Regions from separate parts of the Homo sapiens genome. Here all the other regions are linked to region 1. Evidence: chromatin loops called from intact Hi-C (ENCODE). Cell type or tissue: IMR-90. All regions are shown on one strand. Links, peaks and the distances in the headings refer to the core of each region. The heading gives the core; the rest is flanking DNA. Region 1 overlaps TXN2 (thioredoxin 2). Region 2 overlaps MYH9 (myosin heavy chain 9). Region 3 has its middle 32 kb from the start of MYH9-DT.

Region 1 (9,760 bases), core at 954-8,953:
AAAGTGCTGGGATTACAGGCATGAGCCACTGCGCCCAGCCGGTTTTTCGAGAGCTTTTAAGAGCTCAGAGCACTTTGCAGAGGTGGCTCTTGATCCTCTGAGCCACCTGTCTCTCTTCACCACCTTTAGGAAGTAGATCGTATGACCCAAAAACACCAGGTCATTCACTTAGTCTCAGACATTGGTACATTCCTTTATCCATCTACCCACATGTTCAGTGAGCAGTCATTTGGGAGCTCGATGTGCCAAGCATTTGTGATTCTGACACAAGATGAGATCTTGTTTCCAAGCAAGATCTCTCCTAGTCTAGCAGGAGAGAACAGCAGGTAGAAAGATCATCTCAATATAGAAGTGCTAAAAGAAGAGGCGCATAAAGGAAGAAGGGACTGTTTGCTTGTGGGGGAGCTGGAGGGGACAGGGAATGCTTCACGTTAGAGAGAACCTCTGAGCTGAGCCATGAGGGATGCGCAGAGGAGGAGGAAGGGCTGAGGAAACAGCGTGCACAAAGACATGGAGTCGTCTCACTTGGTTGGTTGGTTTGTCTGTTTATTCAGCAGATATTTGAGAGTCCCTCAAGTGCCAGGTAGTGTTACTTGGTGTTGAGGATAAGGCAGTGAACAAAACTGACAAAATCTCTGCCTCCGTGGAGTCTACATTCTAGTATTTTAAATCAAGGGTCAGCAAACTTTTTCTCTAAAGGACTGGTTGGTATTGGAAGCATTGCAGGGCAGTGGTCGCTGCTACAACCATTCAGCTGGGCTCGTAGCCGAAAGCAGCCATAGACACTATACAAACAAATGGGCATGGCTGTGTTACAATAAAACTTTATTTACAAAAACAAGCAGTAGGCTGTATTGGGCCTGTGAACTATAGTTTGCTGACCCCTGTTTTAGATAATAAGTTCAATGGAGAAAAATACATCAGGAAGAGAGGATGGGAGTACTGCGTATGAGGCAGGGTTTTTGTTTTTTCGAGACAGAGTTTTGCTCTTGTTGCCCAAGCTGGAGTGCAGTGGCACAATCTCGGCTCACTGCAACCTCTGCCTCCCGGGTTCAAGCAGTTCTCCTGTCCCAGCCTCCGGAGTAGCTGAGATTACAGGCACGCGCCACCACGCCGGCTAATTTTTTGTATTTTTAGTAGAAATGAGGTTTCACCATGTTAGCCAGGCTGGTCTTGATCTCCTGACCTCGGGTGACCCACCTGCCTTGGCCTCCCAAAGTGCTGGGATTACAGGCGTAAGCCACCGCGCCCAGCGGGTTTCTTTTTTAAAGGGTGGGATAGGGTAGATCTCCCTGATAAGCTGACCTTTGGGCAAAAACAGGAAGGGAGTGACTGAAGCATGTGGGTCTTTGGAAGAACAATTCAGGCAAAGCAAAAGCCCTGAGGTCTGATGAGCCTGGGTTGCTTACAGACCAGCAGGGGCCAGGTGCCTGGAGGTGTCTGGGTTGGGGGCTTCCTCTGGGCCTTGGAGACCACTACCTGGAGAAAGGGGAGAGGCCCACTTTGTCTGGGTGGCCAGAGTGAAGGGCCGAGTACGGAGCTGGGGAAAGCATAATGCAGCCGGATTGGGAGGGTCTCTGAATAGCCATGCTGAAGGTAGCGCTGTTACAGAGCCGAGGGCGCTCCTGGCAGCCTCTGGGCCCAACCTGGCTCACAGACACTTTTAGTCTGGCACTCGAAGTATTTTAAAGTAATAGGAAGCAGATGCTGATATTTGAAACTCAGATTTCATGTGAAAATCTCGATATCTGATTTTCTTGAAATATCTTAACCTGGCCGGAGTGAGCCTTCACCCCTCCCTCCTTCCTCCTCCAGGTAACAAGTGAATGAAAGAGGCCGCTTTATTCCTCAGAGTATACAAGTCCAGGTTTCACTCTTACTAGACCAGCTCAAATAGAGGCACCCATCCCTGAACCAGTCTCCTGCAGCAAGAAATGGGTGGTTGGGAGCGGGGTGAGAACAGGCTGGCCGCCCCTTGAGCTACGCAGGGAGTGGGGAGTGATTACCCAAAGGAACATCAGTCTGCAATGACCAGAAGCAGGGGAGATGGAGACCAGGCAGACAAACACGGTGGCCACTACAGGTGACCACTGGAGCAGGCCTGCTTTGGGAGTTAGGAACTGAGGGCTGTTTACAGGGGCTGGGGGAGGGGTGAGTCACTTTTTCAAAAAGTTTGGCCACTGATTGCTCAGTGAGGGAGGCATCTATCTGCCCATTTGGATGCCCCTGGCTTTCCCCTGCCTGGCTATGCCTCGGGTGAGAGCCCGGGCTGGGGCTCCTAGGGCCTCCCACAGGTCACGCGTGGGCTTCAGATGTCTCAGGCCTCCTGGCTCTGCCAGACACTACAGCTTCAGCTTCAGCCAATGTATTCATAACTCTTCAGCAGACACCCCCTGAGGGCCAGCCATGTGCAGGGACTATGGTAACTACTGCAGATGCAAAGAAGCCCACAGGCCCTGCTCCAGTGTCTCGTGGGGTGGCGGGAATGCCGAGGACCGTCCCCGGGAGGCTGTTGTGGGAGTGGGCACTGAAGGCCTGCGGTGAAGCCTGGGAAGTGAGAAGGAGATGCCTCCTGTGGAATCCTCTCAATCTCCCCCCACACCCACCGCTCCCGCCCTGTCCACTGCCTGGGGACTGTGCTGTCACACAGAAAGGCCTCAAGGCTGCTAGGCCCACATCACTTGGTCTCAGCCGTGTTGTTTAGCCAAACCCTGGTCTGACATCATTGCAGGGTTTAGGAAGCTCCAGCCAGGGTTCTTCCTGACCCCCTCCCTCTCTCCCTCCCTTCCTTCTTTCCTTCCTTCCTCTTTTCTTTCTGAAGAGAGCCTGAGGAAGAAGTTTCCTCTGAGAGAACTACAGTGCCCCCCATGATGGCTTTCTTTAAGGCCTAAAATCCTTTTTCTTTTTTGAGATGGAGTCTCGCTCTGTCGCCCAGGCTGGAGTGCAATGGCACGATCTCGGTTCACTGCAACCTCCGCTTCTCAGGTTCAAGCGATTCTCCTGCCTCAGCCTCCCGAGTAGCTGGGATTACAGGTGCCCACGACCACGCCCAGCTAATTTTTGTAGTTTTAATAGAGACAAGGTTTTACCATGTTTGCCAGGCTGGTCTCAAACTCCTGACATCAGGTGATCAGCCCGCCTCGGCCTCCCAAAGTGCTAGGATTGCGGGCGTGAGCCACTACACCTGGCCTAATTTTTGTATTTTTAGTAGAGATGGGGTTTCACCATGTTGACCAGATTGGTCTCAAACTCCTCACCTCAAGTGATTCGCCCACCTCGGCCTCCCAGAGTGCTGGCATTACAGGCATGAGCCACCGCGCCCGGCCACCAAGACTGCATTTCTAACAAGCTCCCAGGTAATGCCAGGGCTGGGTGTCCTGAGCCGACATGGAGAGAAGCCAATGTTCTGAAGGCCCCATACTGACTTTTTCATTCTGAAGGCCCCAGATTGACTTTCTGGTTCTGAAGGCCCCGGACTGACTTTCTGTGGGGAGGAACTGCTCTTTGGAAGGCCGTGTCTCAGCTGCCGCTCTCAGCACAGACTGCTTGCCAGTGAGAAAGTTCATGGACAAATGTATAATGGCATGTGTCCACCATTCCAGCGCCATACAGAACCGTTCCACCGCCCTCGGTTCCCCTGTTTTCCAGCAGTTCACCTCTCCTTCCTGCCCCTCACCCCCTTAACCCCCCAGCAGTCACTGATCTCATTTTTTGTTGTTGTTCTTTTTGAGGATTTTATGTTTTTAGGGCAGTTTTAGGTTCGTGGCAAAATTGAGAGGAAGGGGAAGGTACAGAGACTTCCCATAAGTCCCCTGTCCTCCCGCATGCCCAGCCTCCCACACTATCAACAGCCCATACCAGGGTGGTCCATTTGTCACAACTTATGAACCTACACGGACATCATTATCCCCCAAAGCCAAAAGTTTACATAGGGGATCACTCTTGGTGTTGTGCCTGCTGTGGGTTTGGACAAATGTGTCATAGCCGGTGTCCACATTCTAGCATCATCCAGAGTCATTTCACTGCCTCCATGTCCTCTCTCCTCTGCCTGTTCATCTCTCCTTCCTCCTCCCTCCAGGCCTGGCGACTCTTGATCTTTTCACTGTCTACCTAATTCTGCCAGAATGTTATGTAGTTCATTTTTTCAATAATCGTTTTTCCAAGAACCCTCTCATATCTAAAAGCTTTTACAAAGCACTTGGCATTTTGCATTTGAAGCATGAAATCCTTTAATGCGTCCCCACGTTCTTCCCCCTGCTGGGACTCAGTAGATGTCTCTCTCTCTTTGCTGCTGGGCAGAAGCACAACAGAGTTTGATCCCCTGGACTGCAAAGTCAAACAGATCTTGTTTCAGATCCCAGCTTTTTTTTTTTTTTTTTTTTAGAGGGGGTCTCACTCTTTTCACCCAGGTGGAGTGAAGTGGCGCAATCTCGGCTCACTGCGACCTCCATCTCCCGCATTCAAGCACTTCTCCTGCCTCAGCCTCCCAAAGTGCTGGAATTACAGGCGTGAGCCACCACGCCCGGCCTAATTTTTGTATTTTTGGTAGAGACAAGGTTTCACCACATTGGCCGGCCTTGTCTCGAATTCCTGACCTCAGATGATTCACCTTCCTCAGCCTCCCAAAGTGCTGGGATTACAGGCAGGAGCTGCCGCGCCTGTCCTACACCACATCATTTTGGAACAGTTGCTCACCCTTTGAGCCTCAGTATTCTCATCGTTAAAATGATCCTGCCCACAGCCAGGAGAGTGTGAGATAGTGTATAGAGGTGTTTATATCATTCCTGACACGAAAAAGCACCCAGCATGTGACAGCGATCTTTTCCTTTTAACTCTGCAATGAGCCGAGGAGGAGGTTGCAACATCCCGCAGCACCCAGCACTGTGCCTTTCCCTTGGTAGGCCCTTAGCTGAGTTAACAGATGGATGCCATCGGGGTGGGACAGGAGAAGACATACCAGGACACGGAGCTCAGTGGCGGTGCAGGCGAGCTACGGGTTAGCAGAAAGAGACTGCGCACACGTACACACTCCCCCACTCCTGCCGAGTTCAGAGGGTCTTTATCCAAGGATAGGAGGTTCCAAGTGGCTTCACGGAACAGGACAGGCAACACGTCGTAGCGTATCTTTTCCTCAGCCCCTCAGTTGGCTCAGTCACTGCCTCTTTCACACTCAAAACATTCCAGAAGAATGTGCCAAGGCCCTGTGCACTTCCATGTAAGGCAGTGTTTACAGGCACCGGCACCTCCTGATGTGTGAGCCAGACACAGGAGCAGCAGAGCTTCAGCCGCCTCCTCAGGGTCGAGGGAAGTCCCATTCCAGCTCAGGTTTCCTGTGAGCCCCTAGTGCGGGTAGTGTGTATGTGTGTGTGTGTATATATGTGTGTATGCGTGTGTGTGTTTAAGCTCAACTTCAAAATATCCCCTTGATCAGTAGTGACCAGACCTCCATTGACAGCACATCTGCTGTCTACCTGACACCAGCAGGGTCTGTGCGTGTTCAAGCATGTGTGGAGGTTTACATGAGTGAGATCATTATGGCCTTCATCTGGAGTTCTTTTTTTTTTTTTTTAATATTTTTATGGAGACGACGTCTTGCTATGTTGCCCAGGCTGGTCATGAATTCCTGACCTCAAGCAGTCCTCCTGCCTTGGCCTCCCAAAGTACTTGGGATTACAGGTGTGAGCCACTGTGCTTGTGCCTATCTGGAGTTCTTAAGGAACGCTAAGTCCACTCTCTGAGCCTCTTCAGTGAACTTAGAGTCTTGCCGTGAAAAAAGTTAGGCCACTTCTTATACAGTGGCATAAAGCATATATTTTAATTAAAGGAATAGGACAGTGTGCAGGTGGGAGCCGGTGGCTGAGCTCTCTGCTTCTGCCAAGAGGCTCCGGCTTTGAGGCACTCCAGCTGCCTTTGCAGACCACTAGAGGGCACCAAAGAATGCCTGGGAAGGCCCTGGTGGCTTCAGGCGCTTCCTGGAGCAAACTCTTTCGGGCCCTGCTCTGCCTGGAGACAGGGTTTGCCACCCACATCAGCCCAGGGACAGCCTTTGAAGGGGCCTGAGGCACTAACAAGGACAAGGACTGTGTCCTGTGACCTGCTGTGTTTGTCCCCAAAGTGTCCGTGAGGAGTGGGGTGCAGGGCCTGCCACGTAAAGTTAGTGGGTGAGGGCGGGATGGTCTGGCCTGCGTGCCTTTCCTAACTACCATGTGCATGGTTTTTGAACATTCTGAATCTTACTGGCTTCCAAGATGGGCCGTGGCAGGGCAGCACTGGGATATGTGAAGACCTGGTATGTTTGTGTGAATCTCTGCTCTTACTTTGTAGTTTAATTTGTATGTAAGAAAAGTCTGTGTTTATCTTGTTCTGTTTATTTTTATTTATTTATTTTGAGGGGGGGAACAGAGTCTTGCTCTGTCGCCCAGGCTGGAATGCAATGGCACAATCTCAGCTCAGTGCAACCTCTGCCTCCCGGGTTCAAGCGATTCTCCTGCCTCAGCCTCCCGAGTAGCTGGGACTATAGGCATGCCCCACCACGCCCGGCTAATTTTTGTATTTTTAGTAGAGACGGGGTTTCACCATGTTGGTCAGGCTGGTCTCGAACTCCTGACCTCAAGTGATCTGCCCGCTTTGGCTTCCCAAAATGCTAGGATTACAGGCGTGAGCCACAGCGACCGGCCTATCTTGTTCTGTTTAAATGGTTTTCTCAAATGCCCACGAATGCCAGGCAGGGATCCCAGGCAGCAGAGACCTCACAATGCCAGTCTGGTGGGCCACAGCCTCATCCACGTTCCACATAACCTATGCAGGTCCCTGAGGGAACTGAGTAAATGCTTCACAGACCAAGAATGTTGTCCTTGCCATCTGCCTGCAACCTGCTAATAAGCGTCAGGTTGTGTATGGCCAAGCCTCTCCTCTCATGCTGTCCAGTAGAAGTCCCTGAGTTTCTGGACCCTGTCACTCATCACAGCAGCAAGCTAATGTGCTCTCGTGGGGCCTGTGTTGGACTTTTCCTTGTGCCCTCTGTAGCCACTGTTTTTTGAATGCCCACAGTATGCCAGGCACAATGCCAGGTTCCTAAGCTTATTTGCCGGGCGCTGTGCTGAGCCTTTACTTGCGTTATTTCATTCAGCTTTCATGCCCTCTAATGGCAGTGCCCTTAGTATCTCCATCCTGCATCTGAGAACACTGAGGCTTAGTGACTGAGGGGCGTGCCCCAGCTCACCTGGCTGGTAGGAGCCGGATTGCGTCCGCCAGAACCTGAGCTCTGCTTTATTTATGTATTTATTTATTTATTTATTTATTTATTTATGAGATGGAGTCTCACTCTGTCACCCAGGCTGGAGTGCAGTGGTGCAATCTCCACTGACTCCAGCCTCCACCTCCCAGGTTCAAGCAATTCTCTCACCTCAGCCTCCCAAGTAGGTGGGATTACAGGTGCCTGCCACCATGCCCGACTAATTTTTGTATTTTCAGTAGAGACAGGGTTTCACCATGTTGGCCAGGCTGGTCTCGAACTCCTGACCTCAAATGATCTGCCCACCTCAGCCTCCCAAAATGCTGGGATTACAGGTGTGAGCCACCGCGCCCAGCCTGAGCTCTGCTTTATACTCAAATCTTTCTCTTTTTTTTTGAGGCAGGGTCTCTGTCACCCAGGCTGGAGTGCAGTGGCACAATCACAGCTCACTGAAGCCTCAGTCTCCCAGGCTCAAGCGATCCTCCTGCCTCAGCCTCCCGAGTATGGGAGTACAGGCATGTACCACCATGCCTGGCTAATATTTTGGGGGGGTTTAGTAAACAAAGGGTCTCACTATATTGCCCAAGCTGGTCTGGAACTCTTGAACTCAAGCAATCCTCCAGCCTCAGTCTCCCAGAAGGCTGGGATTATAGATATAAGCCACTGTGCCCAGCCTATACTTGAATCTTTAATGTTCATCCCAAACCCTAAAGGTAGACATTACCCCCATTTTATGGAAAAGGACACTGAGGCTCAGAAAGGTGCTGTGACCCGGCCAAGGCCCCCTTGCTAGTGAGTGCAAAGCCAGGACTCGAACTGTCCCCCAGCTTCTGTCTCCTCCTGGGCCAGGCTTCCCCTGAGCTCCTCCCTGCCCCCAGCCCTGGCCTGCAGCTGCAAGGGTTATTTTCATCTCTCCTGTCATTCCAGCAAAACCACTGGGCCAGTGAGTCAGTCTTGTGGTTAAGGGAGGAAGGGTACTGTTGGGAGCCCGCAATGGAAGACGTTTCTTCAGCGGGTGGCCCCCGGGCCCTGCAGTACCCCTGCACCGAGAGAAGAGCCATGTTCCTCTAGGCCTGCCCATGGCTTTGGGAAGTCAGTGCCCTGGATAAGCCACCAGCCTTCCCCACAAAGGCTCAGGAGTGGCAGTTGAGAAGTATTCACTCCCAATTCACTTGGACCCCCTTGTCCTCTCCACCCAGGTGTCAGCGGTGCCCACTGTGCTGGCCATGAAGAATGGGGACGTGGTGGACAAGTTTGTGGGCATCAAGGATGAGGATCAGTTGGAGGCCTTCCTGAAGAAGCTGATTGGCTGACAAGCAGGGATGAGTCCTGGTTCCCTTGCCCGCGTGGGACCCCAATAGAACTCAGCCCTTCCATGCCAGCCCTTCCTGCTGCCTCCCTCCTGTCTGGCTCCTGGGGCCCATGCTTAGAGCCCAGGCTCCAGCCCTGAGTGCTTCCGAGCTGGCGGACTGCCCAGGGGCCATCAGAGGATGGTGGTGCTGCTGCTGATCCGGGGACCGCTGTCTTCCCTCCCATACGCCTTTCATCCCTCCTTCTAGGGCCTATGGCAGTTCTCCCAGGATGTGTGGCGAGAGCCTGGGCCAGCCCACAGCGTTCCTAGTCAGGCAGCCACACCTTGGTCCTCATCTTGGTCCCTTCCAATCTGAAACCTCGTGCCTGGCTCGTCTGCCACCTACATTTCTCTTTCCAGCTGCTGTTTTGTAAAAAGAAAAAGAAAAAAGAAGCCCAAACTAGTGAGAGTAATATCTAATTATCTCATTTTTTGTAGGTCTGTGATAAAGAACTTAGTCATCCCTTCCACCTCCTACTGTGAAGAACAGACCCTGGGTCCCACACTGAAATCCCCTCTAGTCACCCATTCCCACCCCCCAGGGAGCTGCCTCCCAGGCAGGGGGTGCAGAAAATGATTGATGGGCTGGGGAACCCTGGAGAGCCTCGACTCCGGAAGTCTCAAGGTGCCTCCTCCTCTCCTTAGCTGGCCCGTTGGTTTTCTGAGCAGGGGGCTGAACTGTGAACAAGTCAGACAAATAAAGCAAGGGTCTGCACCATCTGCAATGTCACATCTGTGTGGGCTCAGAGCACTTGTCACCCTTTCCCAGGGGGCTTGTCCACTGTCCCCACATCCTCCCCTAACTCCACAACACTCTCTCCAACCAGCCCTTCCTGTTCACTAACATGCTTGTCAGCAGTGGCTGCTATTCTAAGGATGCCATGTGCCAGTCCTCGTGCCCTCCTAAGGCAAGAGGCTGTTGTCCCCATTACCCCGATGTAGACACTGTGGCTCATGGGATGCAGAGCTGGGGTTTCTATCCAGACGTGGTTGCCTCTGAAACCTGGGCTCCCACAGCTGATCCCCTTGACCCTTCTGAGGCCTCCCCAACTGACAGGGCTCCTGGCTGCCCCAGCAGGTGCCTGGCCCTGTGGGGATCAGGCTATCCTTCCCATGGGTGCCTGCAGGAACTTCTGGGCCTTGGGACCAGACAACCCCTCTTGGCCCCCAGCTCC
Region 2 (9,760 bases), core at 1,215-9,214, 170 kb after region 1:
TCAAGATACTGATTTTTTTTTTTTCTAACTGTGACCATAGGACAGCAGGATTCCGTAAGCCAGGTTTTCACACCCCTCGTTAGAGCCAGGCTAGTAGAATTCTCACTATTCCAAAATACATGACTAGCTTCATTGAGTCTTTTTGGAAATAAGAGCTTCGAGAGTGGCTGAAGATAGGTGACAGGAAGGTGAGGTGGCCATGGCAGATGCATGGCTCCCCAAGAGACAAGCCCAGTGCCTTTGCATCCCCCTTGGCTTCCCGCTGTGTTTGGGGATGACCTTAGCACCCAGTGTAGGCTCCAATTGGAAAGGGTCCTGTTGTTTCATTCTGTCTCCTCTTTTCCTGTCCGACGTGTGCCTGTCTCTCTCTCCTACGTGCTCCCCCACCACCCAGCTGCAACTGTGTGGGCACTCACGTGTTCTCTGTGGTCTCCACAGTGGACCGCATCATCGGCCTGGACCAGGTGGCCGGCATGTCGGAGACCGCACTGCCCGGGGCCTTCAAGACGCGGAAGGGCATGTTCCGCACTGTGGGGCAGCTTTACAAGGAGCAGCTGGCCAAGCTGATGGCTACGCTGAGGAACACGAACCCCAACTTTGTCCGCTGCATCATCCCCAACCACGAGAAGAAGGTGCGGCTGCCTGGTGGGGTGGCCCGGGCAGGGCACTGTGGTGTGGGGTGCTCAGCCCTTGTCTGTCTCCCCAGCAAAAGCACCCCTCCAGCCCCCCAGCATGCACAGAGCCTTCAGTCGTTTCTCTGCAGGGTGGGCCTTGGCTCGCTTAGGAGATACGCTACATTCACAGCCTGCACTTCCTCTTGGTGGCATTGGCCCCTCCCAGACCTGGATCCTTTGACTTCATTGTCCAAACCTGTGGGCTGTAGCGACCCCCTCCCTTAGGCTCTTGCCCTGTCAGGTTCATAGGGGTTCCCTGACTATTCTCCGACTGTTCTAGGCACGGAAGTGAGACCGCATGCATGTGTTTTCTTCTCCAGGCCGGCAAGCTGGACCCGCATCTCGTGCTGGACCAGCTGCGCTGCAACGGTGTTCTCGAGGGCATCCGTATCTGCCGCCAGGGCTTCCCCAACAGGGTGGTCTTCCAGGAGTTTCGGCAGAGGTGAGCCAGGGCCCGGAGCCCGCTTCTCCTGGGCCCTGCTGTGCGTGCAGTGAGTCCCAGAGGTGGGCTGCTGCTCCCTGGCAGGATCCTGTCGTGAGGGAGCGACGTCCTCCATCCATGTAGAACTGAGTCTGGCCAGCTCTTCCCCACCTCCTTCTCTTTTCCACCCTTTGCAGGAAAGGAGACTTCCCCATTTTAATACCGAAATGCAGGTCATCATCATCCTGTTGACTTTTGCTCCTAGTAACTGCCGGCCCTGGTGCTATTTGCTACAGTTAGAGGAGCTATGAAAAGAAATGTAAAAGAATCAGCCAGAGACCTAGGATATTACAGGAACTTTGTGGAAATGAAACACGGCCGTGCGTTGCTGTGTGCGAAGACGGCGACACCTTCCTGTTTCTCTAATGACTGTGCTGAGTGTCAGTTGCTGTCGGGACGCAGCCCTTTATTTCTTGGGCCATCTCTGTTTATTAGCAGCTCCCTGCAGCGTCCCAGGGAAGCTGTGTGAACATGGCTGTCCCTGGGTGACAGATGAGGATCTCAGGCAATTAGCACTTAGTCCAACCTGAAGCACGCCCTTGAGTGATTGAAACGGTCCTACACGAGTTTCCATTCACTTTCCGGAAAACACCAAGGCTTCCTTGTCTCATTCAGCCGAAGAAAAGAGTGGGGTGGGATTTGCCTGTGTCTTCTTTCCTTAGGAGAGTTTGTGTAAAGAATTCTGTGTCTGTTGCATTGTAGAAATGATGTTAATCTCTCGCCTATATTCCAGGCATGTGGAATCGAGGCAATGGGTAAAATGACCAGGCTTCTCTTTCCTTCCTCAGATATGAGATCCTGACTCCAAACTCCATTCCCAAGGGTTTCATGGACGGGAAGCAGGCGTGCGTGCTCATGGTGAGTTGAGCTGCTGTCCCTGCCTCTCTGGATGGGCAGCCCCTTGTCTGGGGAGTGCCCACGTGGCCAGGGCCCACCTTGCTATATCAGTGGTCGGTGGATGCCCAGGCTGTGTCCCTTCTGATGCTCCGCGTCTGACTCTGCCGGGCGCCCTTTGCAGTAGCCCCTAGGCCTCAGATAGCCAGGGATGGTGTTTGGCACCAGGGTTGTGTGGAGGAGACAAGAACTGTAGCCATGGCCGGGCTCTGATGTAAGATGATGGCCTCTTTGGTTTGGGGGACATTCTCCTGCTTTCTTGCTCACGGGCCTGACTCCACATCCAGTGTGGTGAGCAGGGCAGCTCACAGCCAGGGCAGCAGGCCTGGTGCTCCGTGACCTGGGCTTCTCCTCCCTCCCTCCCCACTCCCAGCCCTAGCGCAGTGCTGGACGGGCTGTGCGCATGCTCTGAGTTCCGGTTGATTGAAAGCCCTGCGGTGACTCAGTGCCAAGCCAGGGCTGAATCCCACCCTGCTCCTTTTTTCCCCTTCCCAGCATCCTGTTGTTTCTGGCGTGTCCAGGTTAGCAGCTGCTACCTTTGGCCTTGTTTTACTTCACGTTCTTTCTAAAGAATCAGAAAGCTTTGGCTGCAGAGTAGGGAGTTGGTGGGAGGAAAAGAGAAGGAAAAATTCAACACCTACTGTGTGCACAGCCTGCGTTCGGTGACGGGGAGATAGGGAACAGGAAGAAGGAGGGAGAGGAGATGGCTTTCTGCTCTCCAGATGCTCGTCAGCCAGTGAGAAGAAGGGTGAAGGGCACACCTCCAGCTGTGCCTGGGCCACCCTTTCATGGAGCTGTGGCCAGTTGCTGGCCAGGTAAACGGCCTGCTCCTCCCACCTAGATAAAAGCCCTGGAGCTCGACAGCAATCTGTACCGCATTGGCCAGAGCAAAGTCTTCTTCCGTGCCGGTGTGCTGGCCCACCTGGAGGAGGAGCGAGACCTGAAGATCACCGACGTCATCATAGGGTTCCAGGCCTGCTGCAGGGGCTACCTGGCCAGGAAGTGAGTCCCGGGAGATACTCCTGCCCCGCATGCCAGGCCTTGCCACGCCCTTCTGTTGCCAAAGGGCACTTAGCAGGCCACCCCGCTGCAGCCAGTCACATGCCTGTCAGGGAGGCCCAGGTGGCTCTTCCTACCCCTGTTCCTGGATTTCTACCTTTGAGGAGTAGAATCGGGCAGTTCTTTTTTTTTTCTTTTTTTTTTTTTTTTTTTGAGACGGAGTCTCACTCTGTCGCCCAGGCTGGAGTGCTGTGGTGCGTTCTCGGCTCACTGCAACCTCCACCTCCCACGTTCAAGTGATTCTCCTGCCTCAGCCTCACTTAGTAGCTGAGGTTACAGGTGCACGCCACCACGCCCAGCTAATTTTTGTATTTTTAGTAGAGACGGGGTTTCGTCATTGTTGCCCAGGCTGGTCTCGAACTCCTGACCTCAAGTGATCCGCCCACCTCAGCCTCCCAAAGTGCTGGGATTACAGGCATGAGCCACTGCTCCTGGCTGAATCTGGCATTTCTGATTGGGGTTTAGAGTGATGGGTGGGAAGAGGCTGACTCTGCTTGGATTTGCCTGCCTGAAGGATCCTGCTTACCAGGACTCCTTACCGTGTGACCCTTGTGGGGACAGCACCCAGAGCCTGCCTGTCCCTAAAGAACCCTGTGATTCCAGGGGAGCAGGCCATCCTCGAGTCCAGACTCATCTTTGACTCCCTGGGGAATGACGGCTCCCCTGCTGCAGGACAGCGGCTGTGGGCACTGCACACTCGTCCCCTTGTGCTCGGGGATGGGGTCCTAGCAGGAGCGCCGAGCTCTGGGAGACGAAGCTTGAGCATTTGCACAGATGGAGGCTTGTTTATCCAAAAGCCCTCCAGCTGACACCTGCAGCCCACCTTCACAGTACATCAGCTTCTGACGTTCTCCCACCAAACAAAAGCTCAGATAGGGAACAGCACGAAGGGTGGGAAGCTGAAGTCCAGAGTCACCCAGGGCCAGTCAGCTTAATCACCAAGGGTCACGCTCAGTCCCCACACTGAGTAGGATCTGTGGTTACTTCACACGTGCCTTCACCCCCATGGGCACCTCAGTGGAGGGGTAGTCTGGTGACCTAGGTCCTTCACCGACTGTAAGATTAGTGCCTCATGGAGTCACACAGCCTGTAAGTGGGAGAAACTTATCTCAACCCCAAGGCCAGACCCCTTCCCTGAATTTCTTTCTTGAGGTGCCCCAGGCAAGGGTAGACCCCCAGAAAAGCTTGAGGACAAGACCAGGACTGTTAGGTCGGGTCTGCTGTCCACTGCTCCGCGCTGACCATGTTCCTCACCACACAGAGCATTTGCCAAGCGGCAGCAGCAGCTTACCGCCATGAAGGTCCTCCAGCGGAACTGCGCTGCCTACCTGAAGCTGCGGAACTGGCAGTGGTGGCGGCTCTTCACCAAGGTGCGTGCTAGAAGGGCCTCCTGAGTAGCTGGGACTACGGGTGCACACCACCATACATACCTGGCTAATTGTTTGTATTTTTTGTAGAGGTGTGGTCTCACCATGTCGCCCAGGTTGGTCACAAACTCTTGGGCTCCAGCAATCCTCCTACCTCAGCCTCCCAAAGTGCTGGAATTACAGGCATGAGCCACTGTGCCCGGCCCTTTTTGATTTTTAGTAGAGACAAGGTCTCACTATCTTGCCCAGGCTGACCTTCCTGGCCTTTAAAAAAAAAATCTCTTTATTTTTAAACTTGTCCGGGCTGCTTTTGTGTATAATACATAATTTATGGTAATGGCGAAAAACCAACTCACAAAAAGCCTAAAGAATTAAATAAAAATTCACACATAAACCCTTAGCCTAAACCAACAGCAGCAGCTATTTTAGTGTTTAATTTCTCGCTCTTTTTCTCACTGCCTATAAAACCTCAGCTATGTAAACAGTATACATTCTTCCATAGCTGAGTTTGACTCATATAAACAGTTGTAGTTCGTACGTTCCATTTATGATTCCTTCATAAGCATCGTTTTTTTAGAGGTAGTGTGCTGTTCCCTAGGGAACACATCATTATCTGGGTACTTTTTCAGAGATGGGTCCTTCCTCATTTTCTTGCTGTGATAAACAATGCCGAGGTGAACATCTTCACGCACACGCAGGGATAGTTTCCCTGGAATGTAGTTAGCGGGTCAGAAGCCCGTGGTACAGAGCGCCAGGAAGGATGTGCCTGCTTGCAGCCCCCACCACAGCGTGTCTTCTTGCCCCTCACTTTCATGTTTCCAGAGGTGAGGGAGAGGCCTCACACCTGTTGGCAGAGGCGGGCATCTTCCAGCCGAGCATGTCTCTACCTCTATCTCCTCTCCCAGGTCAAGCCGCTGCTGCAGGTGAGCCGGCAGGAGGAGGAGATGATGGCCAAGGAGGAGGAGCTGGTGAAGGTCAGAGAGAAGCAGCTGGCTGCGGAGAACAGGCTCACGGAGATGGAGACGCTGCAGTCTCAGGTGGGTGTCAGTGCAGGCTCAGTCCAGGTCGCACGACCTGCCTGGTGCTGCCACCTGCTGGCCATCGGTAGGCACGGCATGCTGGAAGTTTCTATTACTATAGGAGTTTTCTACAACTGAGTTTCCTATTACTGTAAACAGTGACCAGTCTCTCTGCAGACCCCATTGGGTGTTAAGTGATGTAGGGAGGCCACTTAATAGAGTGGAACGTTCACAAGTGTTGGGTTCAAACCTCAGCTCTACCACATGACTTGAGCCCATTTCCTGGGACCTTGCTCTGGAGCTCATGGGGTAGTGAAAAATCAAGGACACGATGTCTGGAAGGTACCTGGAAGCTTCAGAGCTCTCCAGATGAAAGCTACTTTTGTCTGCATGTTCCTTTCCCTCTGGGATCCCGAGCCATGGCGTCCGTCCTTGAGGATGGAGTGGCTTGAGGGTGTTGCGAGGAGCTTGTGTTTTCCACTTGTTGTTTGCAGCTCATGGCAGAGAAATTGCAGCTGCAGGAGCAGCTCCAGGCAGAAACCGAGCTGTGTGCCGAGGCTGAGGAGCTCCGGGCCCGCCTGACCGCCAAGAAGCAGGAATTAGAAGAGATCTGCCATGACCTAGAGGCCAGGGTGGAGGAGGAGGAGGAGCGCTGCCAGCACCTGCAGGCGGAGAAGAAGAAGATGCAGCAGAACATCCAGGTTCCTGCCCGCTGCACCCGGGGAGGGGTGGCGCCGGAGGGGCAGGGCGGGGCGGAGGAGCAGGAACCAGGAGCTGGGAGAACATGGAATTAGGGTCCAAGGAGGCTGCTCCTCACGCAATCTGCTTGGGGCTCTCAGTGAGAGGTGTTCCCTTTGGGCTGGTAGTTTGTGACATGTGCATCTGAGATCTCCATGAGCACTGCCTGGGCCAGCATCAAGGCCAATTTGATTTCCCTGCCATTAGCCCTGGCCCTGGCTAGCCGAAGGGGCACAGGGCCAGCACCTCTGCGTCCTGCCTGTTTCATGGGTGGGAGCTTGCTGCAGGAAACCCTTCAGAACATTGCACCGATGTTCTGGCCCTGTGTCCCAGTTTGAAATCTGGAATCCTACAAATGGGGCTTGGGCCCTGCCTCGGCTGTGGCCCTGGGCTGGCGGACCTTGCCGTCCCCACCTCAGCCATGGCCCTGGGCTCACAGACCTTGCTATTTTCTCCTTGGCGTTTGGATCTGGCCTTCGGACCTTGCTGCCTTCACCTTGGCCATGCCTCTGGGCCTGCTGTCCTTACCGTGTCTCTGGCCCCCGGCAGGAGCTTGAGGAGCAGCTGGAGGAGGAGGAGAGCGCCCGGCAGAAGCTGCAGCTGGAGAAGGTGACCACCGAGGCGAAGCTGAAAAAGCTGGAGGAGGAGCAGATCATCCTGGAGGACCAGAACTGCAAGCTGGCCAAGGTGAGGCCCGTGGCTGTCGCCTGCCGCTGCTCCAGGGGCGCCGTGGATGGGAGAGTGTGGTCACCCTTGCAGGGCCTGGCTCCCCGCTGCTGCTGCTTCCTGTCTCTTCTGCCTGCAGCATGAGGGCTTCTGCTTAACTGCAAGTGCTCCCTGGAGGTCCCATGGGCCTTAGTTGAGGGATTTCCTCATAAGCAAAGGGGCCCTGGGGAAGGGTTTGTCCTTTCCCCTCTGGAAAGCTCTTCTTTGCCAGCCGTGAGACCCGAGCCTGTGTAAAGGTGGCCATCTGTGCAGCATTGCAAGTGTTGGTCACTGTGGGGTTGGGGACACCTTGGTGGCTCTGTGTTGAGATACGGGGTACTCTTCCTCCACTGTCCCTGGGCGGCAGCTATTCCTCTTGAGAATGAGTTGGGTCCCTGTCGGTGTCTGCCCAGGGAGCAGATAGCAGCCGGGGAACCAGTTAGAGGAGAAGGCAGGAGAAGGCAGCCTCCCCACCTTTCGGGCCTCCTCAGAACATGGGAGCCCCAAAGGCTGGGGAGGCTGAGGTGGCAGGACGCCCACCCGGGACTGGGATGAGGGGACTCAGGTGCTTGTGCCGAGCTGTGGCCGCTGGGCAGGGGTGTTGCAGGGGCCACACAGAACAGAAAGCAAGGAGAGCAGCCCGGGGCACCGCGGGGCTGAAGAGGGGGAGGGGCCGTGGCCCACCTGGCAGGTGAGAGAGGGGCACGGAGAAGGTGGCCTGGTGGCGCAGGTGAGCGCCGTGTGGCAGCCTCTTGAAGGAGTGGAGCCATCTGTCCCTGCTGACACTAGCTGTCACCTGGAATCCTTTCTCACCCAAGCCCACAGGGGAAGGGGAAGGGCTTGGGCACCCACATTTTTTGGTTCTAAGGAAGCGTACCTCGCTGTTTCAGGGGAGCTCGTGACCTTTCAAAATTATCCTTTGATCTAGGAAAATCCTAATGAACTTGATCAAGCGTCTAAAGCCCTCTCCATTCAGCCCCAGATTTCCGGGCGAGTCATGCTTTGAGGCTAGCAAGTGTTCTGTGCTCAACCAACACTAAATGCCAGCCTACTCCCCTCTCCCCAGGAAAAGAAACTGCTGGAAGACAGAATAGCTGAGTTCACCACCAACCTCACAGAAGAGGAGGAGAAATCTAAGAGCCTCGCCAAGCTCAAGAACAAGCATGAGGCAATGATCACTGACTTGGAAGGTGAGGGGGTGACGAGCAGGAGGTGATGGGCAGGGGCTGGCGGGCAAGGGCTGGCGGTCAGGGGCCGGCCTGTCTGACCGGAACACCGAGGCCTTCTCAGCTCACGGGTGAGCCTGGGTCACACTACAGCACTGGCTGCTGCCCTTTAGACCTGAGGTCACCAGGTCGAGGGGAGCCGTGTCTGGTGCCTGCGGGAACCTGAGCCTCCAGGCCCCTGTTGCTCTGTGGCTAGATGCCCCCACTGCATGAAGCGTGTTTAGAGAGCTTTGGCATTGCTCTGTTGTGTGCCGTGGGTTTTGGAAGCTTCTGAGACTTCCTAGGAGGCTCCGGGTTTGACCCACAGGACTCACTAGCTCTGTCACTGACTAGCTGGCTCATCTTGCAGCTATGACTTAAGCTCCATGAGCTTTAGTTTTACCTAAAAAGGGGACACAGTGCTAGGGTGTCTGTGAGAATTTCATTAAATACATGTGAACACATATGTACCGTAAAGTCCTAGACGAATACTGCGGAAGTTCATTGCTTGACTTGGGGCAGGGTGACAAATCCTGCCTTGTCTCTGTGTGCCCTCGGGATCTGTGGCAGGGAGGGGGTGCTGGGGTAGAAGCACAGGTCCGTGGCTGTCTGAGGACCCCCAGCCCTGCCCCTTGAGAGGAGTGGACAGCTGGGGGAACAGGGGAACCCCGACTACTCTGGGAACTCTGAGCTCATACCCAGGGGAGGGAGACCAAAACCTGACCACCGGGAGGATTATCCCCAGCTTAGTTTCACAGTCTTGTCCGGCCCCCTCACATCTGCAGGGGATGAGGTGAGTCAGGTCCAGCAGAAGAGAGGTCCGGACACAGAGAGATCTCTTCCCTCACAGACACCCTCCCTCACCTGGGAGGAGCCCGGAAGACTTGGTCATCTAGGAGGTCTAGGGGTTGCCTTGCACCCACCAGATGGACAGACATGAAAGGTTGACACTAATAAGGGCTAACATAGACACGGAGCTGTCAGAGCACACATATGCTGCTGCTGGGACTGCAAACTGGTAGACGGCGTTAGAGAACGATCCGGCAGTCCTAGTGAGGTTGAAACTTAGCATGCCGGTGACCTGGCCGTTCCATCCGTCACTCAGCCGTGTGCACTGAGAGTGAGCAGGATGCTTGCAGCAGCGTTGATCAGAGCGTGCGATGAACACAGCCGCATGCCCGCCAGCTGCAGGACGGGTACATAAGTAAGTTGTGGTGTATTCTCATAATGGAATCCTAGACAAATGTCCTTACACATCTATTCCAGCGAAACTTCACGGGCTACATCTCAAGATCACGTGATGGGGTGGCAAAGGCACGGCAGGGAATAACCATCACGAGGCAGGCACTGTTCTAGGTGCTTTTTAAGATAGTAACTCATTGGCGCCTCACAGCATCCTAATGAAGTAGGCTGTCTCCTTTTGCTTATTATTCAGATGAGGTATAGAAAGTAGCTTTCCCAAGTGACATCACAGAGTTATAAAGCTAGACATAGAGCCCTGACCGTGCGATTCCAACTGTGGAATTCACACAAGGCAGTTCCATTATATAAGTTCAGATTCACACACAATTGAACATGTTTTTTAGAGATACAGACATGGTACAGCCTTCAAGGGAAC
Region 3 (9,760 bases), core at 972-8,971, 51 kb after region 1:
TTTCTTTTTTCTTTCTTTCTTTCTTTTCCTTGCCTTGTGAATCAATTTCTCTCTCCCTCCCTCCCTCCCTCCTTTCTTCCTTTTTTTCTTTCTTTTTAAGATAGAGTCTTGCTCTGTCCCCCAGGCTGGAGTGCAGTGGTGTGATCATAGCTCACTGTAGCCTAGCCTCAACCTCCTGGGCTGAAGCAATTCTCCCACCTCAACTTCCTGAATAGCTGGGACCACAGGCGTGCTCCACCATACCCAGCTAATTTTTTTTTATTATTATTATTTTTGTAGAGACAGGGTCTCGCCATGTTGCCCAGGCTGGTATCAAACTCCTGGGTTGAAGGGATCCTGCTACTTTGGCCTCCCAATGCGCTGAGTTTACAGGCGTGAACCACTGCACATGGCCAAAAACAAAGTTTTTAAACAGTGCCTCAAATCTTATTGGAGTGGCACAATTCACACGCAAGATGCTAAGGAACAACAAGCAGAGGATAAAACCAAATGGTAGGAGGAGAGAGTGCTGGAGCAGGGAGGAGCCACGTGGTGTTCAGGGTAGGCATCCCTGAGAAGGGGTGTTACTGAATTACATCCGTAAACTTAAGTGTGTTAATCAGGACTTTATCTTTTGCAAATGACAGAAACTTGACTCAGTTGGCTTAAAGAAACTGAAATTTAAGCAGGGCACGATGACTCACACCTGTATCCCAGCACTTTGGGAGGCTGAGGCGGGTGGATCACCTGAGGTCAGGAGTTCAAGACCAGCCTGGCCAACATGGAGAAACCTCATCTCTACTAAAAATACAAAAATTATCCAGGGATGGTGGTAGGAGCCTGTAATCCCAGCTACTGGGGAGGCTGAGGCAGGAGAATCACTTGAACCCAGGAGGCGGAGGTTGCGGTGAGCCAAGATCGCGTCACTGCACTCCAGCCTGGGCAACAAGAGTGAAACTCCGTCTCAAAAAAAAAAAAAAAAAAACCCCATCTGTTATTTGTGATTTTCCTCAGTGCCCAGCCCAGCTCCTGCACATAGTAGGCCCTCAGCGATAGTTGGTTGGATTGAATTGTCAAACTGGATGACATATCCACTCTGTCATTCATTCCCTCATTCATTCATTCATTCAACAAGCAAAGCCTGAGCTCCTGCCATTCATCAGGCCCTGTGCCAGGCTCTGGGACACAATGTGGAATAAGGACAGGGCTTTGCCCCCCAGAAGCCTTTGGAATAATAACTTGCAGCTGAATTGCACGATTGTTTATGGTTTGTGGTTCATGAAGCTCTTTCACATATCCTGTCCCATGATCTTGATGTGTGGATGTTGTTGAAGAAATTCAGGAGGAAATTCTGAAGAAGTTCAGGATAAAGACTCTTGGGTGAGGCCATGCCGTAAGTCAGCAGCTGGACTCCCTTCCCAGTGCCCACTCCCTAGGAACAGGCTGCCCACTGTGCATCGGGCCTGAATCGCAGGACACTGCATGGAGCTCCTTCCCTCGTCCGGCTCAGAGTTTGGAAGGTGTCCTGCAGTGGCCCTGGCAGAGCCGGGATGTCATCCTTGGAGGAGTTGCTTGGGGCCGTGGGCCTGGGAAAGGCCTGACGTGTATCCTCTGCCTCCACCACAGGCCTGATAAGAAAGTGACCACAATCCCTTTTGGGCTACTTTCTTGGTCAAAAGAGGAACATAGTCTTGGGTGAAAAGGGAAGATATGGAGAGCACTGCAACTGAGCAACCTGGTCACCATGGAGGATGGGACAGAGCACTGTCAAGTCAGGGTCCCACCACCGGGTGTCTCAGCTCATGAGCTTCCCTCTCTAGTTGGGCTTTTCTGTTTAGTCCCTTCCTTCCCCACCCTACTCGCCCAACCTAACCATGTTTTGGTCAATCCTTTCCTTGTTAAAGTATCCTATTGAGGCCAGACACTGTGGCTTACGGCTGTAATCCCAGCACTTTGGGAGGCCGAGGCGGGTGGATCACCTGAGGTCAGGAGTTCAAGACCAGCCATGACCAACATGGTGAAACCTTGTCTCTACTAAAAATACAAAATTAGCTGAGTGTGCTGGCACACGCCTGTAATCCCACCTACTTGGGAGACTGAGGCAGGAGAATTGTCTGACTCCGGGAGGTGGAGGTTGCAGTGAGCCAAGATCGCAGCATTGCACTTCAGCCTGGGCAACAAGAGCAAAACTCCATCTCAATAAATAAATAAATAAAAATAAATAAACAAATAAATAATAAAGTAATCTATTGCTCAAGGCCCATGTGCAGGCCCACCCCTGGGGAAGGCCCCTGCACAGCTCAGCCCTCACTGACCCGCCTTGCACAGCTCAGCCCTCACTGACCCGCCTGCCTCCTGGGACCATAGCTGGTACTTGTTTTGCATTTGGGGATCCTAACTTGGTTTGAAGCAGAAGCAGATCAGAGACAAAAATTTGAGTACATGTGGTTGATTTGGACTGTGATCCCAGGCAACTTAGATAAGGGAGTGGGTGAGTGAGACAGAGAAGGGAAGCAGGAGCTATCTACCTAGTGAACGGGACCTCCCAGTTATTTGCCCAAGCGTTGAGCGAGCACAGGCTAAGTTGAGAGCTGCTCCCAAAGGGCATTACGTCCTCAGCACTTGCAGCCTCCTGAGCTCGAGTCGAGCCCTTCAGCAAAGTGTCACCGGTGCTGGCAGATGTAAGTCCCACCAGGGTTCAAAATACTGGAGTCCTAACAGTGCCGGCTTCTAGCCTAAGATTTTTTTTTTGCACAAAGGGTTTCACTGTGAAACATACATGTTTGAAAACCTATGTCGTAAGGCAACAACACCCATTTCGCAGACGTGCTAGTAGAATCCTAGAGGTGACAAGGGATTTGCCTCAGGCTTGCCAGCGAGTTAAGAAAAGAATCAAGAGTAGAAGCCAGAAACTAGGTCTGCAGTCTGGGTGTCCAGCACTTTTTTATTTTTTATTATTTATTTATCTATTTATTTTTTGAGACAGAGTTTTGCTCTTGTTGCCCAGGCTGGAGTGCAGTGGCACGATCTCGGCTCACTGCAACCTCCGCCTCCCAGGTTCAAGCGATTCTCCTGCCTCAGCCTCTCAAGTAGCTGGGATTACAGGCATGAGCCACCACACCTGGCTAATTTTGTATTTTTAGAAGAGAAGGGGTTTCTCCATGTTGGTCAGGCTGGTCTTGAACTCCCAACCTCAGGTGATCCGCCCACCTTGGCCCCCCAAAGTGCTGGGATTACAGGCGTGAGCCACTGCGCCCGGCCTATTTTTATTTTATTTTTATTTTTTTCAGCCTTGCTGAGGTTCTCTGCAAAGTGCTTTTTGGAGGAAAAAAAATTATTATTATTATTATTATTTTTTAATTTTTTTTTTTTTAGATGGAATCTCGCTCTGTCGCCCAGGCTGGAGTGCAGTGGCACGATCTCAGCTCACTGCAAACTCCGCCTCCTGGGTTCACACCATTCTCCTGCCTCAGCCTCCTGAGTAGCTGGGACTACAGGCACCTGCCACCACGCCCAGCTAATTTTTTGTATTTTTAGTAGAGACGCGGTTTCACTGTGTTAGCCAGGATGGTCGCTATCTCTTGACCTTGTGATCCGCCTGCCTCGGCCTCCCAAAGTGCTGGGATTACAGGCGTGAGCCACTGCGCCTGGCCCCTGGCTGATGCCCTCAAGAGCATCAACAATGCCAAAAAGAGAGGCAAACGCCAGGTGCTTATTAGGCCATGCTCCAAAGTCATCGTCCGATTTCTCACTGTGATGATAAAGCATGATTACACTGGCGAATTTGAAATCATTGATGGTCACAGAGCTGGGAAAATTGTTGTGACTGTCACAGGCAGGCTCAACAAGTGTGGAGTGATCAGCCCCAGATTTGATGTGCAACTCAAAGATCTAGAAAAATGGCAGAATAATCTGCTTCCATCCCGCCAGTTTGGTTTCATTGTACTGACAACCTCAGCTGGCATCATGGACCATGAAGAAGCAAGACAAAACCACACAGGAGGGAAAATCCTGGGATTCTTTTTCTAGGGATGTAATACACATATTTACAAATAAAATGCCTCATGGAAAAAAAATCTGTAGAGATAGGGTCTCATTATGTTTCTCAGGCTGGTCTCAGAATCCTGGTCTCAAGCAATCCTCCCACCTTGGCCTCCCAAAGCCCTGGCATTAGAGGCATGAGCCACCATGCCCAGCACTAAGCATTTCTCACAAACAACTTTAAGTCCTAGGAGGCAGGCACTATTATTTTCCCCACTTTACACATGAGGAAACTGAGGCTTCCAGCAGACACTTGACAGTTAGTGGTTCTGTGTAAGTCCCAACAGGAGACTTTTGGTTAGAATAATTCAAAGGTACATGGCTTCTGTTTTATCTCAAATTAAAAAATAATAACAGGCTGGGTGTGGTGGCTCATGCCTATAATTCCAGCACTTTGGGAGGCCGAGGCGGGTGGATCCCTTGAGGCCAGGAGCTTGAGACCTGCCTGGCCAACATGCTGAAACCCCGTCTCTGCTAAAAATACAAAAATTAGCCAGGTATGGTAGCTCACTCCTGTAATTCCAGCTACTCAGGAAGCTGAGGCAGGAGAATAGCTTGAACTCAGGAGGTGGAAGTTGCAGTGAACCAAGTTCTCACCACTGCACTATAGCCTGGGCAACAGAGCAAGACTCTCTCCAAATAAATAAATAAAAACAACACGTGAGAAAGGTCTGTTCAGTCCAAACGCCCAGCAACAGCTGTTCTGTTCTCCTTTGTACTCATTCTAGTCTGTCTGGAGGATTCTGCCTGGTGGCTCCTGTCAGAGTCTTCCCTGATCTCAGCAGAGCCCATGTTTTCTAGAAGAACACAGACACCAGTCTCTGTAACCAAACGACTTTTCTTTGGCTTCTGGGAATGTCCACTCCTTCATGTTTCCTCAGCTGCTCCTGGGAGTCCCTAGAGAAATTCCTCCGGCCAGTGGCTTTGTGAGACTTTAGTGGAACAGCTATTCCTATGTTTGCTCAGTCACAGTGGCATCCCATCTTCCAGGAGTCAAACTCCAGCTCGAGAGGGCTGCTCGCAAGAGTAACTCACTCATGGCTTTTTTTTTTTTTTTTTTTGAGACGGAGTATCGCTCTGTTGCCCAGGCTGGAGTGCAATGACGCTATCTCAGCTCACTGCAACCTTTGCCTCCCGGGTTCAAGCAATTCTCCTGCCCCAGACTCTCGAGTAGCTGGGATTATAGGCACCCACCACCACGCCAGGCTAATTTTTTTTTTTTTTTTTGAGGCGGAGTCTCATTCTGTCTCCCAGGCTGGAGTGCAGTGGTGCGATCTCGGCTCAGCCTCCCGAGTGGCTGGGACTACAGGCACCCGCCACCACGCCCAGCTAATTTTTTGTATTTTTAGTAGAGATGGGGTTTCACCATCTTGGCCAGGCTAGTCTCAAACTCCTGACCTCAGGTGATCCACCTGCCTCAGCCTCCCAAAGTGCTGGGATTATAGGCGTGAGGCACCGCACCTGGCCTGCTGGTCTCTGTTTAAAAAGTGAAAGAAAACAAAAGAAAGAAAGAAATCAGGCTGGGCACGGTGGCTCACGTGGCTGGGTGGGCTGCTCAGGCTGTCTGAGGTCCGGTTTGAGAGATCACAGACCCTAGGAGGTGACAGAGCCAGGGCACCAGAGGGGGCTCCCACGGAGCAGAGTCCTGGTCCTGCCTGCTGCCTTTTCTTGCCATTGCAGTTTGTGACATTCCAGAACACCCCCAGACATGTGGTTTTTGTATACAAGTCCTCGCGGCTAGCGTTTAGCAATGCACTTTCATCTCAGAGTAAACACATTTTCAGTTTTATTTTTGCTCCCGCCTTATCTCCCTGAGCCCCAGCTGAGGCCCTGAAAGGAGGGCAAAGGCTCTTCCCCAAACATTGGCCTTTTGTTAATGACTTTCATCCTGGTCACGTGGACTGAAGCAGCAGTCCTCCAGACATTTCTCTGGTCCTTTGAAAACAAGCAAGAGCCTGGGAAGGCAGGAGCACACACACCCAGCCCCAGCCCCTGGCTCCGGTTTAACGGAGGAAGAGAGGAATGGATGTGTGTGGGGTGCCCTTTCTCTTCTGTTCTTCTGTTCTTCCTTTTCTTTTTCTCTTTTTTTTTTTTTTTTTTTTTTTGAGAGAGAGTCTCGCTCTGTCACCCAGGCTGAAGTGCAGTGGTATGGTCTCGGCTCACTGCAACCTCTGCCTCCCGAGTTCAAGCTATTCTCCTGCCTCAGCCTCCCGAGAGGCTGGGACTACAGGCACCCGTCACCATGCCTGGCTAATTTTTTTATTTTCAGTAGAGATGATGGTTCACCAGGTTGGCCAGGCTGGTCTCGAACTCCTGACCTCGTGATCCACCCGCCTCAGCCTCCCAAAGTGCTGGGATTACAGGCTTGAGCCACAGCGCCCAGCCTAGCTAGTCCTTGATTTGGTTCAATGTGTGAGCCCCACCTCCAGAGTCGAGTCCCACCTCCTACATCAATCCCAGCGCTTTGGGAGACCGAGGAGTTTGAGACCAATGTAGGCAACATAGTGACACCCAGTCGCTATTTTTTTTTTTTTTTTTTGAGATGGAGTCTCACTCTGTCGCCCAGGCTGGTGTGCAGTGGCGCGATCTCCGCCTCCCGGTTCACGCCATTCTCCTGCCTCAGCCTCCCGAATAGCTGGGACTACAGGTGCCTGCCACCACGCCCGGCTAATTTTTTTTGTATTTTTAGTAGAGACGGGGTTTCACCGTGTTGGCCAGGATGGTCTCCATCTCCTGACCTCGTGATCCACCTGCCTCAGCCTCCCAAAGTGCTGGGATTACAGGCGTGAGCCACCGCGCCCGGCCCCCAGTCGCTATTAAAAAATAAAAGTACCAGGCCGGGCGCGGTGGCTCACGCCTGTAATCCCAGCACTTTGGGAGGCTGAGGCGGGTGGATCACAAGGTCAAGAGATTGAGACCAGCCTGGCCAACACGGTGAAACCCCGTCTCTACTAAAAATACAAAAATTAGCCAGACGTGGTGGCAGGCGCCTGTAGTACCAGCTAATCGGGAGGCTGAGGCAGGAGAATCGCTTGAACCCGGGAGGCAGAGGTTGCAGTGAGCCGAGATCGCGCCACTGCACTCCAGCCTGGTGACAGAGAGAGACTCCTTCTCAAAAATAAATAAATAAATAAAATAAAATAAAAGTACCAGCCTGGGCAACATGGCAAAACCCCATCTCTACAAGAAATACAAAAATTAGTGGGCATGGTGGTGCACACCCATGGTCCCAGCTACTCGGGAGGCTGAGGTGGGAGGATCACCTGAGCCTGGGAGGCCAAGGCTGCAGTGAGTCTTGATCATGACACTGTACTCCAGCCTGAGTGACAGAGTGAGACACTGTCTCAAAAAAAAAATTAATTAATTAAAATTAGAAAATAAAACAGGTAAAGTGGCCAGGTGCGGTGGTCATGCCTGAAATCCCAGCAATTTGGGAGGCTGAAGCGGGCAGATCACCTGAGGTCAGGAGTTTGAGACCAGCCTGGCCAACATGGTGAAACCCTGCCGCTACTAAAAATACAAAAATGAGTCGGGCGTGGTGGTGGGTGCCTGTAATTCCAGTTACTGGGGAGGCTGAGACAGCAGAACTGCTTGAATCCAGGAGGCAGAGGTAGCAGTGAGCCGAGATCGTGCCATTGTACTCCGGCCTGGGCAACAGAGTGAGACTCTGTCTCAAACAAAGAAAAAAACATGTAAAGTGCTTACGTGGTTCCCGGCACATGGCAGGCACTCAGCAGATATTGGCTGTGATTCCAGGCAGAACTCAGCCCCATGGGGAGTGGCCAAAGGAACACCAAGCGCCCTGGCTGAGACTTGAAAACACCTGGGCTAAACCTCAGCTCTGCCACTTCCTGTGTGGCCTTGGGCAAGTGACCTCATCTCTCTGAGCCATGGATTCCTCATCATTCCGAGATGATTATGCTTCCTCTGCTTATTTTTTGGGGACGAGATCAAATGAGAGCCTGGATGTCTACGATGCTGCTCTAGAACAGTGTCCTAGGCACCCCTTGCTGCCTGTGTCCCTGGCTTGTGAAAGGCAGAATCAGCATTTTGCACTCAACTTTTCCCCGCAGCCCCTCAATGGACACTTGGTGTCTGACCAGTGCTGCTCTGAATCCTGGCACTCTGTCCCCAGCTGTTTGATGTTGCAAGGGCAGAACCCCAACATGGGGGAACTGAAAGGGAATTTATTGGTTGGCAATAAATAATAATAATAAATAAAAGTCCAGGTGGAGCTGGGTGCAGGAGTCCAGATGATACTGTCAGGACTCTGTCCCTCAGCCCTGCTCTCCTCTGTGCAGGATTTATTTTCAGGCAGTTTCTCCCAACATGACGGCAAAGACCACCAGCTGCTCCATCCAGGTTCACATCAGGCCAATTAGCAACCTTAGGGGAAAGAGAGCATCTGGCCAGGCGAGGTGGCTCACTCCTGTAATCCCAGTACTTTGGGAAGCCGAGGCGGGTGGATCACCTGTTCAAGACCAGGTGAGGAGTTCAAGACCAGCCTGGCCAACATGGTGAAACCCCATCTCTACAAAAATACAAAAATTAGCCGGGCATGATGGTGGGTGCCTGTAATCCCAGCTACTCGGGAGCCTGAGGTGGAAGAATTGCTCGAACCCAGGAGGCAGAGGTTGCAGTGAGGCTGAGATCGTGCCATTGCACTCCAGCCTGGGTGATAGAGCAAGGCTCCATCTCAAAAGAAAAAAAAGAAATCTTGGCCAGGCACAGTGGCTCACATCTGTAATCCCAGCACTTTGGGAGGCCGAGGTGAGCAAATCATGAGGTCAGGAGTTCAAGACCGGCCTGGCCAACATAGTGAAACCACATCTCTACTAAAAATACAAAAACTAGCCAGGCGTGGTGGCGGGCACCTGTAGTCCCAGCTACTCGGGAGGCTGAGGCAGGAGAATCGCTTGAACCTGGGAGGCGCAGGTTGCAGTGAGCCAAGATCGCACCACTGCACTCCAGCCCAGGCAACAGTGTGAGACTCTGTATCAAAAAAAAAAAAAAGAAAAGAAAAGAAAACAAAAGAAAAGAAAAGAAAAGAAAAGAAAAAAGACCGGGTGTGGTGGTTCACACCTATAGTCCTAGCACTTTGGGAGGCCGAGGAGGATGGATCACCTAAGGTCAGGAGCTTGAGACCAGCCTCACCAACATGGAGAAACCCTGTCTCTACTAAAAATACAAAATTAGCCAGGCGTGGTGGTGCATGCCTGTAAACCCGGCTACTCAGGAAGCTGAGGCAAGAGAATCGCTTGAACCCAGGAGGCGGAGGTTGCAGTGAGCAGAGATCGCACGATTGCACTCCAGCCTGGGCAACAAGAGTGAAACTCTGTCTCAAAAAAAAAAAAAAAAAAAAAAAAAGAAAGAAAAAAAAGAAAAGAAAAAAAGAAAGAAAGAGAGCTTCTTTCTCTAACTTGTTCCAGCAAATAGCCTGGGGCTACTTCCATCTCTGGACTTGATCGCAAGACCATCCTGGAACATACTCCTGGGATCCTGATTGGTTAGGCCGAAGTCATGTGCCCACTCCAGACTTGAGAAAAAGGATCGGCCCAGCTTGACTCATGGGAGTTGAGTATGGGAGGCTGGTGACTCCCCAAAGGGAAAGGGGACATGCTGTTGTCAGGAGACGGGTATGACACTGGGTGGGCAGAGGCAACAGGTGACAGCTACAGGTGTTATGAGCCCTGGCCAGGAAGCTGGGATTGTGATCCAAGCTCTATCATTTACTCTCTTC

What was found. Peaks named below come from ENCODE experiments on the same cell type or tissue, not always from the same donor. Only the 100,000 strongest peaks of a DNase experiment are listed, where the experiment ranks them.
Region 2: a loop joins it to region 1, with 9 times the contacts of the local background. A loop is called at or near these places in 108 of 110 quality-filtered maps.
Region 3: a loop joins it to region 1, with 3 times the contacts of the local background. A loop is called at or near these places in 19 of 110 quality-filtered maps.

What each region holds. Positions count from the first base shown.
Region 1 is chr22:36,466,591-36,476,350 of GRCh38, reverse strand. TXN2 (thioredoxin 2) reads left to right here. Exons shown (of 4, transcript NM_012473.4): 4 at 8,434-9,305. The coding sequence ends at 8,547. Among named protein-coding and RNA genes, the nearest start is that of TXN2, 10 kb to the left of the region's middle. RefSeq lists an enhancer at 5,612-6,448. In IMR-90, for the core only: CTCF peaks have their summits at 5,922 (motif pointing right) and 8,154; DNase peaks (open chromatin) are centred at 5,250, 5,930, 8,170, 8,760 and 1 weaker place; H3K27ac peaks cover 4,055 bases.
Region 2 is chr22:36,297,286-36,307,045 of GRCh38, reverse strand. MYH9 (myosin heavy chain 9) reads left to right here. Exons shown (of 41, transcript NM_002473.6): 16 at 439-632; 17 at 995-1,116; 18 at 1,944-2,013; 19 at 2,891-3,051; 20 at 4,370-4,478; 21 at 5,381-5,512; 22 at 5,989-6,195; 23 at 6,782-6,919; 24 at 8,004-8,127. Among named protein-coding and RNA genes, the nearest start is that of MIR6819, 15 kb to the right of the region's middle. RefSeq lists an enhancer at 5,891-7,090. In IMR-90, for the core only: a CTCF peak has its summit at 5,566 (motif pointing left); DNase peaks (open chromatin) are centred at 5,005 and 5,535; H3K27ac peaks cover 6,442 bases.
Region 3 is chr22:36,415,518-36,425,277 of GRCh38, reverse strand. It overlaps the pseudogene RPS15AP38. Among named protein-coding and RNA genes, the nearest start is that of MYH9-DT, 32 kb to the right of the region's middle. RefSeq lists a silencer at 7,734-7,783. In IMR-90, for the core only: a CTCF peak has its summit at 5,655 (motif pointing right); DNase peaks (open chromatin) are centred at 1,257, 5,827 and 7,857; H3K27ac peaks cover 3,345 bases.